3 separate regions of the Mus musculus genome follow, and regions 1 and 2 are each linked to region 3. A link is a loop called in an ENCODE intact Hi-C map of the cell type or tissue named here. Cell type or tissue: heart. All regions are shown on one strand.

Region 1 (5,000 bases), 54 kb after region 3:
TGTCTGGAGATAGAGCCACCAACAGCTCTGTAAGCTCGCCTGCCAGGCATAGAAATCTTAACTGCAAGCCTAAGTCTTGATATGGAGTACAGGGGAGAAAACGGGCTACTCGGGGACATTTGACTTCAGCAGACCCGTCATGCACCCAGAAGCCCAGGTGTCCAGCTGTGGCTGCCATCCTTCTCTCTCCCCGGTGGCTCCTTCTCCAGACCCATGTGTTTCTGATTCACTGACCAGACATTGTTATCATTTTCCAAGAGCCCTTCAGACCCAAGAAACTCTGACTTTTAAAGGCACACTCTTTAGGGAAGCTGTTCCAGTCCCAGTTAATTGGAAAGCTCTAAGATTTAAAGCAGCACATGAGCCAAGCCACCAGTTTTTCAAGTGGGCTCCATTCTTGGCAAGTGATAGCCTCTCTCCCCAAGCTGCGTTATTGCTCATAGGCAATGCTGACCATGAGTGTGGCCATGAGACCTGTCATGCTGGCTAAGAGATTCAAGGAAGGCAAGTTTCTGACCAGAGTTCTCAGCCTGAGAAAAGGCACAGACTAGCCTTATGGTCTCGCGCGCTCTCTCTCTCTCTCTCTCTCCCCCCCCCCTCTCTCTCACACACACACACACACACACACACACACACACACACTTTGTTCTCAAAACCAACTTTTATCTTCAACATTTATCTTATAGGTTGGAGTCAGGAGGCACCAATCCGACCAGCAGCGATTCTTACAGTGACCGTGCCTCAGCAAGAGCCCGTCGGGAGGCCAGGGAGGCTCGTCTAGCCAGCCTGACCAGCCGGGTAGAAGAGGACAGCAACAGGGATTATAAGAAAGTAGGATCTCTTTCCAGTTTCCTGTTCCTGGTTTATGCTACATAAACCTCTTAGCCTTTCCCACCAGTAGGAAAAACTAAGCAAAATTCCGACTAAGGAATCCAAAGGCACTGCTGCCATGCTCCCGTGGTTTGCTGCACCGCTCTGCCCACGAAAGACGACGTGTACATTGTTTTTATTGCAGTAAAGATATGCCTAGAGTCAGATATAGGGGAGAGTAAGAAATGTACTATTTTTAAGAAGACTAAAAAGGGTGATGCTATGTGTCTGAGCCCATGAGAATTATTTGGTTAGACTTATTTTTAAGAAACATGCTTTTAATAGGGTGTTTTTAACACCAACCAACTACGTTTTGGTGCTAGTTTTTAAAATGATGGTCCCCTTCTCGTGGCTCTTGCTCTCTGGTCTTTGGAAACATTCCCTCTCAGGCTCGTGTTGGCAGTGCAGGGGTGATGGGAACCAAAACATTTTGGTTAAGGAAATTTTTTGGTTGATTTTTTTTTTTTTTTTTTTTTGTTAAGCAGAATTTGACAAACATCAACAAACTGGTTCCAGAAACAGTAGTTCTGTTTTGTCTCCGAGCTACACTCCACAATGTGCAAAGGCCTGTGGGAGAAATGGCGGTGCAGTTTTCTTCCCAGGGTGTAGCCTCACTGACAGGGGAACTCTTGTGTCCAGCACCTGAGTGCACACTGCCTGAAGCCAGAGAGCGGCGGTGGCCCTCCATAGCCCACCCTTCTCTTCTGCACCTAGCTGATGGTAGAGGCGTGAAGCAGAAACATGAGTTCTTCTCCTGGGAGCCCACCCAGTGACCTGGTTCTATTTCCTTCACAGCTCTACGAGAGTGCCCTGACCGAAAACCAAAAGCTGAAAACAAAGCTTCAGGAGGCCCAGCTAGAGCTTGCCGATATAAAAGCCAAGCTTGAGAAGATGGCCCAGGTAAGGAAGGATGAACAAGGCCAGGGAGGCGGGAGCACACGCAAGGCAGGGGCAGGGTAGAGGACAGGCTGGGAGACAGAGTCAAAGTGGCACTTCTTCTGAGCAGGCCGGGTGTGAGCTCTTATTAAACATAATAATTTTGAAAACTGACAGTTAAGTTCTGTGACCAGCTAACTGATATTCTGTGTGCTAGTCATTGATATTAATATAACTCCTTACTGCAGAAGTACAGATTGGGCCAGTGTTGGGTCAGTGCTGGGCGGTTCCTCCTGTCCTGCTGGTGCTCCAGTTCAGTTCCTCTGTGCCTCACCTTGTGGGGAGAAATAAGCACAACACTATAGCTGAGTACAGAGAGCCCCAAATGGAGCCCAAAAATCTTAAATGGTTTGTTTACATCAGGGGATAAAGTAGTCCAGATTAGGTTTCAGGGGGACTCCATCTTGTAGCAAAAGTGTCCCTCTTTGCATCTGGCAGTATGGAAGTGGTGACAGTCTGGTCGGGTAAGCCACTCCTTCTTACTGCCAGAGCTGACTTAATTACACAAAATCTGAGAGGCCGCTGGGGGGCATGACCTCATTGCCCATGAAGCAAACCCTGTAGCTGACACTGCAGTAGCAGCCTTTGGTTAGTGCAGAGTTAAACAGAAGCTGTTCAGTTATTCCCTTCCAGAATTCTCGGGGACTAAGTATTTCAAAAGCAGAACTGGGGTTAAAAGGGGGGGGGTCTTTATAAGAATATAAAGTGAAAACCAGAGATGGCTAATTAATCTGATAATATGGTATAACCCCAATGAAAAATAAAATTATAGGCTCCTGGAGTCCCAGGCACAAGGTATGTCATCCGGGAGGGGTTGAGTACCATCTTAGCATCTTACTGTAGCCCTCTGACAAGGGATGCACAAGGGAGCAAAGAGGGGACAGGAGCCATACATGGCTCTTACTGTACTTTCCGAGACTTAAAGCTAGCACATACTAGATGTAAAGCTATTTCGTGGGGTGGAAAAAAAGGTCTCTGATTTAAAGAAAAGCCCATGACAAAATTATAACTCTGCCATCAGGTGGGAGGCAGGATGAATGCGTTTATGGCCTCTCTCCCTCTGCATTACTAAACAAGACAGTGTGTCTTGTCAGAGACTAGTTTGGTTCTGAATAGCTTCCAGATGGGCCGCAGTTAGTAGTAAATGCAGCCCTTAAGCTGCTCCCAGAAGCTGTACCCCTCTCAGAACATAAAGGAGCAGCCCCGAGAGAAGCACTGCAGCCCACTCCTCAGCAGGGCTACTACTACCACCAGGAGCTGCTGGAGTTCTTCCCACCAGCCTCGCAGTGTTCACAGCAGCCTAACGAACTGCTCAGAGTGACCCACACAGACCAGAATCAAGTCTGACCTTCCTGGTCCCTGGGGCCACATTGTAAGCCAGCCAACTGCTCTGCTAGGCATTCTGGGATAGACTTCATTTTACCAAATGCAAGCTATTTGAAGCTCAGAAAGAAATGATAGTGCTACAAACCAAGTCTCTATTTACCAAAAATGGAGATGTTTGCTAGGATTGTGGAGGGAGGGAGGGCCTGTCAGCCGCATGCGTTTGTTTGGAGACAGTTCCCACATGGGCACATGCAGCATTTTACATTAAACTTCAACTCAAAGTCAAAGGAGTTATAATTTAAAACTATACAAGCAAACAAAAAAGCTAGTTCTTTGTATTCTGACTTTTGCAAATCTTGAAATCTTCCCAGCACAAGCTTAGGAAAGAGACAAAGGAAGTTATAAACAAACTCCCAGATCTGCTAATACTTTTTCCCTTTTCCTTTCTGCTTCTCAGAAGATGTAGTGTAACAGCAGACAGCCATGACCTTGAGAGCAGAAGGTGGAAGTCTAGGATAAGAGCCAGAATTCTAAGTTTTGTTGTTAGTTTTAGCTTTTGGTAATTGAGAAGAAAGGAAGGAAGGGGAGGGAGCATCTGCAGGAGTGGCCTGGTGTCCCCTGTCCCCACTCACTGCAGCAGTCTGTGGAGCATCTGCAGAGGCAGCCTGGTGTCCCCTGTCCCCACTCACTGCAGCAGTCTGGGCACTGTGCTGGGCAAGACAGAAGAACCATCCTTTATTCGCTAACCGTCTATTGAATGTACAGGATTCCACCCAATCCTCTACCATGACAACCATAGGAGACTTAGAGATTCCTACATTCCTTGATTGAAAGCAGGACCTTTCCCTGAAGTTACTCCTCTTAGGTTTAGTAGCCAAATCTTTTTACTTCTCTGAAGGGTTGAAACTGAAAGTCAGTGATGATCTAAATATATATCATGAGTCCTTTGTTCAGATAAAGCCTTGTTAACAGATTAAGAAGGAAGCCAAACAGATAAAAGTGGAAATGTCTGTTGAGATACCAGAAACTAGCTAAGGAGACGATCTCGTGTGAAGACACCACACTAGAAGGAAAATGGCCTCAGTGCTCAGAACAGAAGTGGCAGGGGACAATGGGTTTCAGGAGCGCCACATGGACCGTGTTAAAATTTGGGGGCTTCCAGCCTGGAAAGAGCTGTGTCTGTCTCTAGGGTTGGAGCCCGGGTGATTTGGTGTAAGAAGGCTTAGCATTTGGACTTTGTAGTCTAAAGGGAGAGGGGAGGTGAGATTCGGGTGTGTGTCAGGAGTAACCTCTGTACACATGCAGAGCTTCCAAAGCTGTTCTTGCCTTCCCTCCTTGGGGCCATCCTATAGACTGTTCAGGGCAAATGTCAGGGTTCAAAGACTCAGTCTGTTTGCTTGAGACCCTTGCTAGAGGGAAATTCCAGAACCCTGCCGCCTCTTTCTGGATGTCTGGTGGCGAACCAGGGAAAGCTGGGTTCCCTACTACGTGTGAGACAGCCTGAACAAGAGGTATTGTCCTTTTGTTTGCACAGCAGAAACAAGAGAAGACCTCTGACCGGTCCTCGGTGCTGGAGGTGGAGAAGCGGGTAAGCTCGTCTGTTCCCTTGGCCGCCTCCTGCACGTCTTCCCTGACCTTCTCTAACTTTGTTGTCCGTGCCAGTGGAAAAAGCTCATCTTAAGAAGGCAGGAGCTCGGCCACATTCCGTTCCCAGCTTAATCTTTTTTTTTTTTTTTTTTTTTTTTTGGCTGACTCTGGACAGTAATTTGATGACCAGTCCTTTTGGCTTTCCCATATAGTTGGTTACTTTGAACGTGCCAGTTTTGGGGTGGGAAGGAGCCTTGGGAAGTCATCTCATGCATTCTTCT
Region 2 (5,000 bases), 83 kb after region 3:
CTCTGGCTCTGTGCAAAGCACTTGTCTTCAGATGGTATTTTTCCACTTACACAAAAAGGGAAACAGAGGCAAAAGCAAGATGGTGCGTGAATGCAAATGACCGCGCTGCTTGTACTCTGCAGGGACGAGGGACGAGGCAAAGATCCAGGAGCTTAATTCTAGGCTTTCTGAGTAATGGGACTTCTGTTTCTTCAAAGTTTGATGTTGTCAACAGGAGTGACATCCCAGGGCTGGCAGTCCCTGGTAGAGTCTGGCAAATCTGGTGAATAGTTGATTTCCACGAATGTCCCCAAAACCCCACTCCAGGGGGGAAAGCCATGACTGACAAGAGGGTGTCTATGATGGCATCAAGGGCTTTGGTCCCAGTTCTGAACCCATCCAGTATCACATCTCGCCGCCTTCCAAATGGCCATCCGCAAGCTCTCTTCTGGCATCTGACCGCTTAGGCAGTGGGCTTGCTTTCCCTTGGAGTCTCTGAAGACATTCTCCTCTCACATGGCTTCACTGTCCATGACTCATTCCAGAAAATGAAGAGAGATGTTCAAAACAGGCAGATGGGGATGGATGGGCACATACAGGTGTACACACACACACACACACACACACACACACACACACACACACACAATGCTGGCCACTATGTTGCCTTCACAGTCAAGAAACAGAATGTGCTTGCCATGTTGTTGGTCCAAAACCCAGGAAAAGCAGTTAGTGCTTCAACTGTCTGACAGTAGAGGGCCCCACTTGGGGTAAGGGGGAAACCGTGAAAGGGCATGCAACAAGGGCCGCTCCGGGGTCAATAACAGAGCCAGGCTTTTCTTTCACCTCTTAGGGGACTCTCTTCACACAGCCACCAAAAGGAAGTTGGTCTTTAAAAAGAGAAAAAGGAAGGAAAAACAGGACACACCGCAAACAAATGAAGAAACCTCTAAGGTCGCGTAACTGAGGTATTGATAGCTCTGGATCTCGTCAGTGTCCTCAGGGGGCGTGGCGCCTCGGGGGCGTGGCTCCTTAGGGGCGTGGCCCCGGCCGCTGGAGCCTACTTGTTCTTGCCCAGAAGAGCATCCACTTCTTCCTCAGGCTTAAGAGAGTGCCACTGGGCAATGGGCCTCCGAGGGTTGGCCAGCATGTCGGACCAGTGCCGCAACTCGGTGCCTGTGGCGTTGCTGCCTACAAAGATCTTTCCGATGGCTTCATTCTTGCCCAGTTTGTCGTAGTCTAGCACGGTGACGACCACCTGGACTTTCTGCAAGGCAAGCAAAGGAAGGAAGGACTTCAAAGGAGAAGTGGGAGCCAGTGACATGCCCTCTCCTCTGCCACTGTGCACTACAAATGATAAGGAAGTGCCTCCTGGTTTCTGGCTTCCAGTCCAACTCCAATTAAATTTCAGTGTAGAGGCCACCACTTTTTTTTTTTCTTTTTTTGGTAAGCAACCTATATATTCCTGCCAGTGGGTGTACTTGAACATACACAGTGCTCTAGGCACTGTAAGACCTTATGGAAGGGGAGTGGCCTCTAATGAGGTCAGTGGACACATAATAAAAAAACACGCAAGTGTTCCTCAAATACAAATGACTTTTTAAATACATATTCTCTCCTGTCAGTCTATACTGTAAATGGTATGGATATACAAAAATATGTAACTTTTTAAAATCAGTTCATGTTCAGGTAATGGAGGCCCTTCAAAAGGGTCCTCTACAGGGTCCCATCCCAGCACTGTCAGATCCAGATCCTTCCCACTGGAACGTACCCGGCCCATGGCTGACCTCTAACGCCCCATGCTTGTCTGGTTAGCTCAGAGCCCAAGAACCCAAGGCCCTCAAGGCTTAGCACCTGGATCTGCTCAAAGGGGATCTCGAAGCTGAAGGACTCGTTGAAGTAGGGGTTCAGGGTCTTCTTCTTCACTGTCGTCTTCTTCTTCTTGAGTCTCTTACCGTTCTGCATCAGGTGGATCTTCACATAGGGGTCTGCAGAGAGAGTCCCCACCCAAGCGATACCTCAGCTCCAACGGCCCTCCTAGTGTCCCCAGGTCTCCACCCTGCTGGAGCCAGGCCCCTAGGAAGCCCAGAGGAGGGACAGGAAGTCCCAGAAGCAGAGGGGTCATCTGGGTCGCGGGTAGGAAAGGTATTGGGCTATCTCTAACTGTTCACTTTTAGGCTCCTAGTGCACAAAGTTAGGGGAACTTCTGAGTTTAAGAAAGGCCTTGTAAGGAAGGGTGGGGACTACCTGGAAAGGTGCCTGGGCTGGGAGGTGACTGAAAGGCAAAGCACACTTCTGCCAAGTCCTGACCCTGCATATCCAGTCTTCCTAAACTGACCAGGGAGAGTCTGAGGACGCACAAGGGAAATGATCCAGCCAAGGGCATAGGTTTGGTCAGTGACAGAGCCAAACCCCAGCTATAAGGCTGAGGAGGCTCAGCAGAGGTAGGAGGCTTTACCATTGCATCCTGTGGCACAGGCTAGCCCTATGCCACGTTAGCCCTATGTCAGGTAACTCTGAAACCAACAGCATCTTTCGGAACAGAGATGGCAGAGCCTGTAGCCCCTTCTGGAAAAATATCCCCTACTCTTGTGGCATGGCAGAAAGACTGACTTTGGGTTAAGCCCTGCCCTGCCACTTCTGACTCTTCCTAAGAAAAGTTCTGTGTCGTTAGCTCATTTGGAGAACGAAATTCTTCTTCTGCCTTTTCCTCCATAGCCCATGGAGTGTGGCCAGAGGGTTATTTGTGAGAAGACACTCAGATATGGACAGGCAGGTGGGGGTGGACTGGGTAAGACTTTCTCTTCTTCCCCGGGCGGAGGGGGGGGGGGGGGGGTTAAAGTAGTGACTGGCTCACTGCTGCCACACACTGGCTCCCAGTGGTTCTGCATCACCTGAAAGGCCCCCTACATCCATCTTCTTCAGGTTCTTGGCCTCCAGGATACAGACGGTGAGCTTCCCAGCTGTGGGCACGTAGCGCAAGGAGGTACAGATGTCACCCAACTTCTCTGGCTGTCCAGGGAAAGAAGCAGGATTTAGGTCACTTCAGCTATCCAATGGCCTCTAGTGTGGCTGACCCCATGTCGGCAAGACTGGCAAAGCAGTGACTTCTGCCTAGTTGTCAGCTCCCATGTCTGTAGCAGAGGTGGTCTCCAGCTTCCAACATCACTACCTCACACTGCAGTTCACAGCCATGGCCTGGGGAAGCTGGCGTTCAAGAAGGCAGAGGACAGGCTATAGCGGAGGGACCTGACAGGCCTGGTGGATGTAGGGTATGCTCCGATCCCCACCAGGCTCTGTGAAAGGGGCACAAGAAGCAAGTCTGGGTGGCCTAGTGGTTAGTGAGCTTCTTCCCTGATCACCCCTACCCCCGCCATCCTTCGATATCAGCTACGAGGCTTGCAGGGCGATGTGGTTCTCAGAGCACTTCCCTCTCCATATATTATGTCACTTAAACCTTTGTGTGACAAGGCAAGGACACTTTGTAACCAACAAGAAATCCAGGTTACCAGGGAGACCTGTTCCTCAGAGTCAGACAGCAGCATAGCTTTGGGCAGGAAAGGTCTCTGGACTCCTGACCTAAGGCTCCGCTGACACCCAGTTTCTCAGAGATGGGGCCGCCAAGGTAAGGATAAGACCAACCATTCATGCCCTCCTTCAGGTATGCAGACCCTCACCTCTAACAACAGGCAAAGCCCCATCTATCCTGCACCTTTACTGAGCACCGTGCAGGCTGAAACGGGTCACCCGTGCTGGCAAAGTAGCTGGAATGGGAGTTCTGGCACACAGCAGATGAGGGGTTGGTTGCTGTAGCTAGAAGATAAGCCAAACACTGAGAATCCTATCGAATCAAGGCTGGCTTTTCTGGTGGGTAAACTGAGGCACAGAGTCTGATGGGCAGTGGGACCTTAAAAGGAAAAATGATAATGTCGTCCTTATATTTCATGGCTTGCTTGACAGACACCAGGAGCTGTACAAGGTACTTGAGATGGGCAGTTAATTCCCAGCTGGAACCATCTGAAGGAAGGTGCCAAAGCCTCGGGTTAATTAGCTTCTCCTGGATCATCAGCCAGGCTGTGGGGAGCTGGAGTCTTCACCAGCAGACCTGACTCAAACCGCCACTCCCCCTGTCACACATGTGGTGGGCAAGCCTCAGCCAACAGTGAGAAGCCTGGTCTCGCCACCCTTACCTCTTCCTTCTCTCCGCCTTGTAGGTCTCTCCATTCCTCGATGGGCTGGCCAAGGTCCACTGTGTTCATGGGTACCTTCACCTCCCCGATGATGTCATGCTTAGAGAAGCGGTCAAAGTCATAGATTGCCATCACCAGGGTCTTGCCTCCTAACTCCTGGTATGGCACCTGTAAAGGACAGACTGGGTCAAAGTGGCTTCGTCACTTCCAGAGGACGCTATGGGAAGACACCAGGAGCGTAGGCCTGTGTTGCTCACAGGTACCAGGCAGACTGTAAAAACCAGCGGGTAAGATGGAAGGGAGGATACTACATACAGTCTGTGCCATACTGAGCATATCCCAGGGCTCCAGCCACGGCTGGGGACCAGGGCAAGGTGTGCAGAAACCAGGGGCAGAGTGAGATAGAGTCGTCGGGTTCCATCACCTTGAAAGTGAATGTCTCATTGAAGGCTGGGTTCAGCGTCTTCCGATGCACCTTAGTCTCATATTTCTTCTTCTTGTCTGGGAGGAGGAAGACTTTGACATAAGGGTCTGATGTGCCACCCATGTCCAGGGCTGGGAGTTCCGCAGCCTGCAGGACACCCACGGTGAGCTGTGGAGAAAGAGGATGTGTCTGAGCCTCTGGGCTGCTCCAGCACCTGATCTAGTCCCAGACCGGGCTCCTGCCAACGCCCCAGCCTCACCCCAAGTGGGAATCTTGGGAGTGGGGCTGGGCCGAGTTCAGCCAGTAAGTTAATAGCAGAGTTCATCTAAAAGACTTTCCCCAGTAGAGGATTATGGCGGAAGCCAAGGTCAAGGTTAAAGATATATATGTCCTGTGGCTTCCAACTG
Region 3 (5,000 bases):
AACCACTGACACTAGGGTTGGCCCAAGCACTTGCCAAGAGGTGCCATTTCCCTGCTCTACCTGGAGTTCTGCAAAGGAAAGGCTACTGCTGAGTCAGCCTAGGTGAGGCTGCCTTTAATAGTCTTGTGTTTGCATATTCCATTACTTGGTGTCCAGTCTCCTTCCTAGCTCACTCTTTGCTAATTCTAGTCAGCATTTCCCATATGGGCTCACAGAAGAAATACTTAGTAATGACCCAGAATAAATTGTTACGACCCTACCTAAAGATAGTCAGTAGTATCTAATTACTCTTAGAACCACACTCTCTCTCTCTCTTTCCTATAACATATTGTCCCTCCATTAAGCAGTAAAGTTGACTGGGCTCCACAGCATCCACTGTGCTAGTCAAAAAGGGGGACTTGCTATTGAGGTCGCCCTGTTGCTAATCAGTGTGGATATTGCTGAAAAGCCAGGGCAGTTCTTCCCTCCTTGGCTTTGGTTCAGTGAAACTGTATCTACTATTGAGGCTGTACCAGCTCTTCTCTCCTTCTCTATTGGCAATACTTATTGTCTTTAAAGGTGACCTCCGCCCCAAGACTCTGACATCTGTTTGTCAACTGAAATGTCATTTATAGCTAATAAAATATGTAAATGTAAAATGTACCATGTAAGGAATCTTGACCTATACCTACCAGGGTAACTGCCACCTGACAGGGTATGTAACCTTCATCCCTCATAAAGTTTTCTGTTGTCCATTTTCAGCCAATTCTTTGATGCAAAATAAGACCATTTTTCTGATTTTTCACCATAGTGTTATATGGACACATTCAGTGATATTTAATTTTAAGAAAGAAACTTCAGTAGTTATTATCTCTACCATATGTCTCCACTTGGGATTAGAGCAAGATGATTCTCAGTCTATATGATTCTTTCCTCTCTTTTTAAATATTTAGGAAGATCCCTTAGTGTCTGGCCACCTGCCAGTAGCACCGTATGGCTAAGAAGGCCATCTGTGTGACCTGAGCTCTGCTGATGTCACTAAAATCCATCCCCTCTTTTTTTTTTTTTTTATGGTTTTTTTGAGACAGGGTTTCTCTGTGTAACCCTGGCTGTCCTGGAACTCACTTTGTAGACCAGGCTGGCCTCGAACTCAGAAATCCACCTGCTTCTGCCTCCCGAGTGCTGGGATTAAAGGTGTGCGCCACCACGCCCGGTTCCATCCCCTCTTTTAAGTACTGATGAAATTGTAACCAAGATTTATTTACATGAAATTCATAGCCAAGAACAGTGCAGATGTTTTCTCATGCACAGAGTAGATGATGAAGAAGACAGTCACATGTTATTGTTCTTGTGTCTGTAAAGAATACAATAAGAAGTCTACAGACCTTGCTTAATAAGTAAATAAATGGTCACAACCAACTCCACTGGTAAATCCACCAGCTAGAGAAACTGCCAAAGACTGTGTAACCTGAAAGCTTAGTTCCTCCTTGTTTAAACAGTTCAGTTTCATAGCTGCATTAGGTAACAGGTAGTCTCTGGAAATCTTTAGATACCTTGTCTTACTAAGTCAGAAACCCCTGGATTAAAATGTTAATATGAATGCCTGTATTCCAGAGTGTGCGTGATGTTTTCTATAGAGCAGTCCCTCTCCATCCATGGGGAATGAATGCCTAAAACCCCCAGGGCTGCCTAAAATTGAAAGTAGAGCTGTACGTTCTGTGCTGTGCTTTCTCTTGTGCACCTCTGATTTTAGCCGACAAGTTGGTCAAGATAAGCAGCAATAAAATGGAATATTTGTAGCTGTATACTGAATAAAATGAACATCATTACTCTTATATTGCAGGATATCACTTAGTAAAATAAGGGTGACTGGAGCACAGGCACTGGAATCTTGATGCCTTTGAAGTTGAGCTGATTGCTAAGAAGGCAGGACAGAGCAGGATTGTGTGAGATTTTAACACACACGTTTTAAAATGTATGAGTTGACTAGTCTGGAATTTCCACTTAATATTTTCAAGACAGTCTGACTATAAGTAGCTAAACCTAAGCAAAGCTAAACTGCAACAAAGGTCTGAACGGCTGTTGTGGTGGGGGCAGGCCAGAGTGTCAGTGGCTACTGTGGTGGGGTCACCCTAGAGTATCCGCTCTGGACAGAGCAGCCAGAGGAACAGTGCTTGGATCCTTTCCATCTGTTCCTGCCTTCATTTCTGGCCTGTCTTTTCCTTGACATGAAGTTTGCTTGTTTTTCCTCATCTGCTGTTGTGGGCGGCAGTAGGTTTCCCAGCCCAATCCTGTTGTATCATTGACTTTATCACTAGAGGGCACAAGTAGTCAGCAGAAAAGACTTTAGTGAGCAAGCAGAGTCATGCCCTAAAAAGAAGCAGGCAGAACCAAAGACAGATTGCTTTTGTTCTACGGGACTTGTTGAAGAAGCTTATTCAGTACAGTAAAGACATTTCCCTTGTAACTTTTTGTATCATGAGTTACAAGATAATTCAGAGGTAACTTGGTTCAAGAACCTACTCTCATAGTTAAGAAAACTAAGGCCTCCACAGCCAGCATCTGCTGATACCTGAGTTTTTGATCTTAGCCATTCTGACTGCTGTGAGGTAGAATCTCAGGGTTGTTTTGATTTGCATTTCCCTGATGATTAAGGATGTTGAACATTTTTTTAGGTGCTTCTCAGCCATTTAGTATTCCTCAGTTAAAAATTCTTTGCTTAGCTCTGTACCCCATTTTTAATAGGGTTATTTGGTTTTCTGGAGTCCAACTTCTTGAGTTCTTTATATATGTTGGTTATTAGCCCCCTATCTGATTTAGGATTGGTAAAGATCTTTTCCCAATCTGTTCGTTGCTGTTTTGTCTCATTGACAGTGTCCTTTGCCTTACAGAAGCTTTGCAATTTTATGAAGTCCCATTTGTCAATTCTTGATCTTACAGCACAAGCCATTGCTGTTCTATTCAGGAGTTTTTCCCCTGTGCCCATATCTTCGAGGCTCTTTCTCACTTTCTCCTCTATAAGTTTCAGTGTCTCTGGTTTTATGTGGCGTTCCTTGATCCACTTAGACTTGAGCTTTATACAAGGAGATAAGAATGGATCAGTTTGAATTCTTCTACATGCTAACTGCCGGTTGAGCCACCAACATTTGTTGAAAATGCTGTCTTCTTTTCACTGGATGGTTAGATAGAGGAACACTCCTCCATTGCTGGTGGGATTGCAAGCTGGTAATCAGATTGCAAGTCTGGAAATCAGTTTGGTGATTCCTCAGAAAATTGGACATAGTTCTACTGGAAGATTCAGCAATATTACTCCTGGGCATATACCCAGAAGATGCTACAACTTGTAATAAGGACATATGCTCTACTATGTTCATAGTAGCCTTATGTATAATAGCCAGAAGCTGGAAAGAACCCAGATGTCCCTCAACAGAGGAATGGATACAGAAAATGTGGTACATTTACACAATGGAGTACTACTCAGCTATTAAAACCAATGAATTCATGAAATTCTTAGACAAATGGATGGATCTGGAGGATATCATCCTGAGCGAGGTAACCCAATCACAAAAGAACACACATGATATGCACTCACTTATAAGTGGATATTAGCCCAGAAACTCAGAATACCAAAGATACAATTTGTAAAACACATGAAACTCAAGAAGAAGGAAGACCAAAGTGTAGATACTTTGATCCTTCTTAGAAGGGGGAACAAAATACCCATGGAAGGAGTTACAGAGACAAAGTTCTGAGCAGAGACTAAAGGCATGACTATCCAGAGACTGCTCCACCTGGGGATCCATCCCACAAACAACCACAGAACCTAGATACTATTGCAGATGCCAACAAGAGCTTGCTGACAGGAGCCTGATATAGCTGTCTCCTGAGAGGCTCTGCCAGTGCCTGACTAATACAGAAGTGTATGCTCACAGTCATCCATTAGACAGAGCACAGGGTCCTCAATGAAGGAGCTAGAGAAAGTACCCAAGGAGCTGATGGGGTTTGCAGCCCCCTAGAAGGAACAACAATATGAACTAACCAGTAGCCCCAGAGCTCCTGGGGACTAAACCACCAATCAAAGCACACGGAAAGACTCATGGCTCTAGCTGCATATGTAGCTGAGGATGGCCTAGTTGGTCATCAATGGGAGGAGAGGCCCTTGGTCCTGTGAAGGCTCTATGCCCCAGTATAGGGGAATGACAGGGCCAGGAAGCGGGAGTGGGTGGGTTGGGGAGCAAGGAAAAGGGGGAGAGGATAGGGGATTTTCAGAGGGGAAATTAGGAAAGGGGATAACATTTGAAATGTAAATAAAGAAAATATATAATAAAAGAAAGGAAAGGAAAGGAAGGAAAAACTAAGGCCTGAAGATGCTAGTTACTTGGAGACATGAAATCTCTAGGTGATCCTGTGGCTTGCATCAGGGAACCTTTTTAGAGACAGTAGTAACACAGACCTGAAAATATGGCTTACGTTCTTTGCCATAACCCTGCCATTTGGATTTTCTAACTAGCTGGTTCCATGTTTGAATTGACTTGTTAGCAGCTTTGACCTCCTTGAGTGAAGGACCTTCAGAACTTGAAGGCTGCTCAGTGGGTAAGAGTCCCTTCACATAGGCCAGTGTCTATCTTGGTCAGGAAGTAAGAATTAACGTTCTTTGGTTAGGCAAGTCCACCCCCACCTGTAATTCCCTGAAGACGTTTTAGGAGAATCAGGTGATAGTCAATCTGAACAAATTCACTGAAACTTTGCCCTCTACGTGCGCAGTGGAGCTATCTTAATCCCGAACGGAACTAAGAGATTGAACCAACAGCCAATCTTTAAAGCATCCTTAATTTGTGAATTTGAGGTATCGACCTGTTCTAGATAACTGTTAGCCTGCTAGTGGAGAGATCTGTTGGCAGCGTGCTCTAAAAGAGGTAAACAATCTAATATACGTGCTTTCCAACAAAGTGAACAAGAGTACAACTTAACTTTGCTGGCAAGGCTTAGTTCTGAACGTTAACAAGAAATCAAAGTCGGGC

What was found. Hi-C counts contacts between places; a loop is a spot of excess contacts. Peaks named below come from ENCODE experiments on the same cell type or tissue, not always from the same donor. Only the 100,000 strongest peaks of a DNase experiment are listed, where the experiment ranks them.
Region 1: a loop joins it to region 3, with 2.3 times the contacts of the local background. A loop is called at or near these places in 4 of 42 quality-filtered maps.
Region 2: it touches region 3 in a loop (7-fold over the local background); 19 of 42 quality-filtered maps call a loop at or near these places.

What each region holds. Positions count from the first base shown.
Region 1 is chr1:134,773,146-134,778,145 of GRCm38, reverse strand. It overlaps Ppp1r12b (protein phosphatase 1, regulatory subunit 12B), which reads left to right. Exons shown (of 24, transcript NM_001368827.1): 20 at 687-831; 21 at 1,666-1,770; 22 at 4,667-4,720. Gm32670 (a long non-coding RNA gene) reads right to left here and starts at 3,875. Exons shown (of 4, transcript XR_387420.3): 1 at 3,765-3,875; 2 at 1,990-2,080. In heart, a CTCF peak has its summit at 3,055; DNase peaks (open chromatin) are centred at 3,135 and 4,755; H3K27ac peaks cover 2,419 bases.
Region 2 is chr1:134,743,721-134,748,720 of GRCm38, reverse strand. Syt2 (synaptotagmin II) reads right to left here. Exons shown (of 9, transcript NM_001355726.1): 5 at 4,594-4,761; 6 at 4,170-4,337; 7 at 2,874-2,991; 8 at 1,834-1,967; 9 at 1-1,246. The coding sequence ends at 1,040. Among named protein-coding and RNA genes, the nearest start is that of Gm32670, 28 kb to the left of the region's middle. In heart, a CTCF peak has its summit at 2,871; DNase peaks (open chromatin) are centred at 1,030 and 2,850; H3K4me3 peaks cover 701 bases; H3K27ac peaks cover 1,213 bases; H3K27me3 peaks cover 717 bases.
Region 3 is chr1:134,827,047-134,832,046 of GRCm38, reverse strand. The region is part of intron 18 of Ppp1r12b (protein phosphatase 1, regulatory subunit 12B); the gene reads left to right. Among named protein-coding and RNA genes, the nearest start is that of Gm32670, 55 kb to the right of the region's middle. In heart, a CTCF peak has its summit at 2,295 (motif pointing right); no DNase peak of the experiment used is centred here.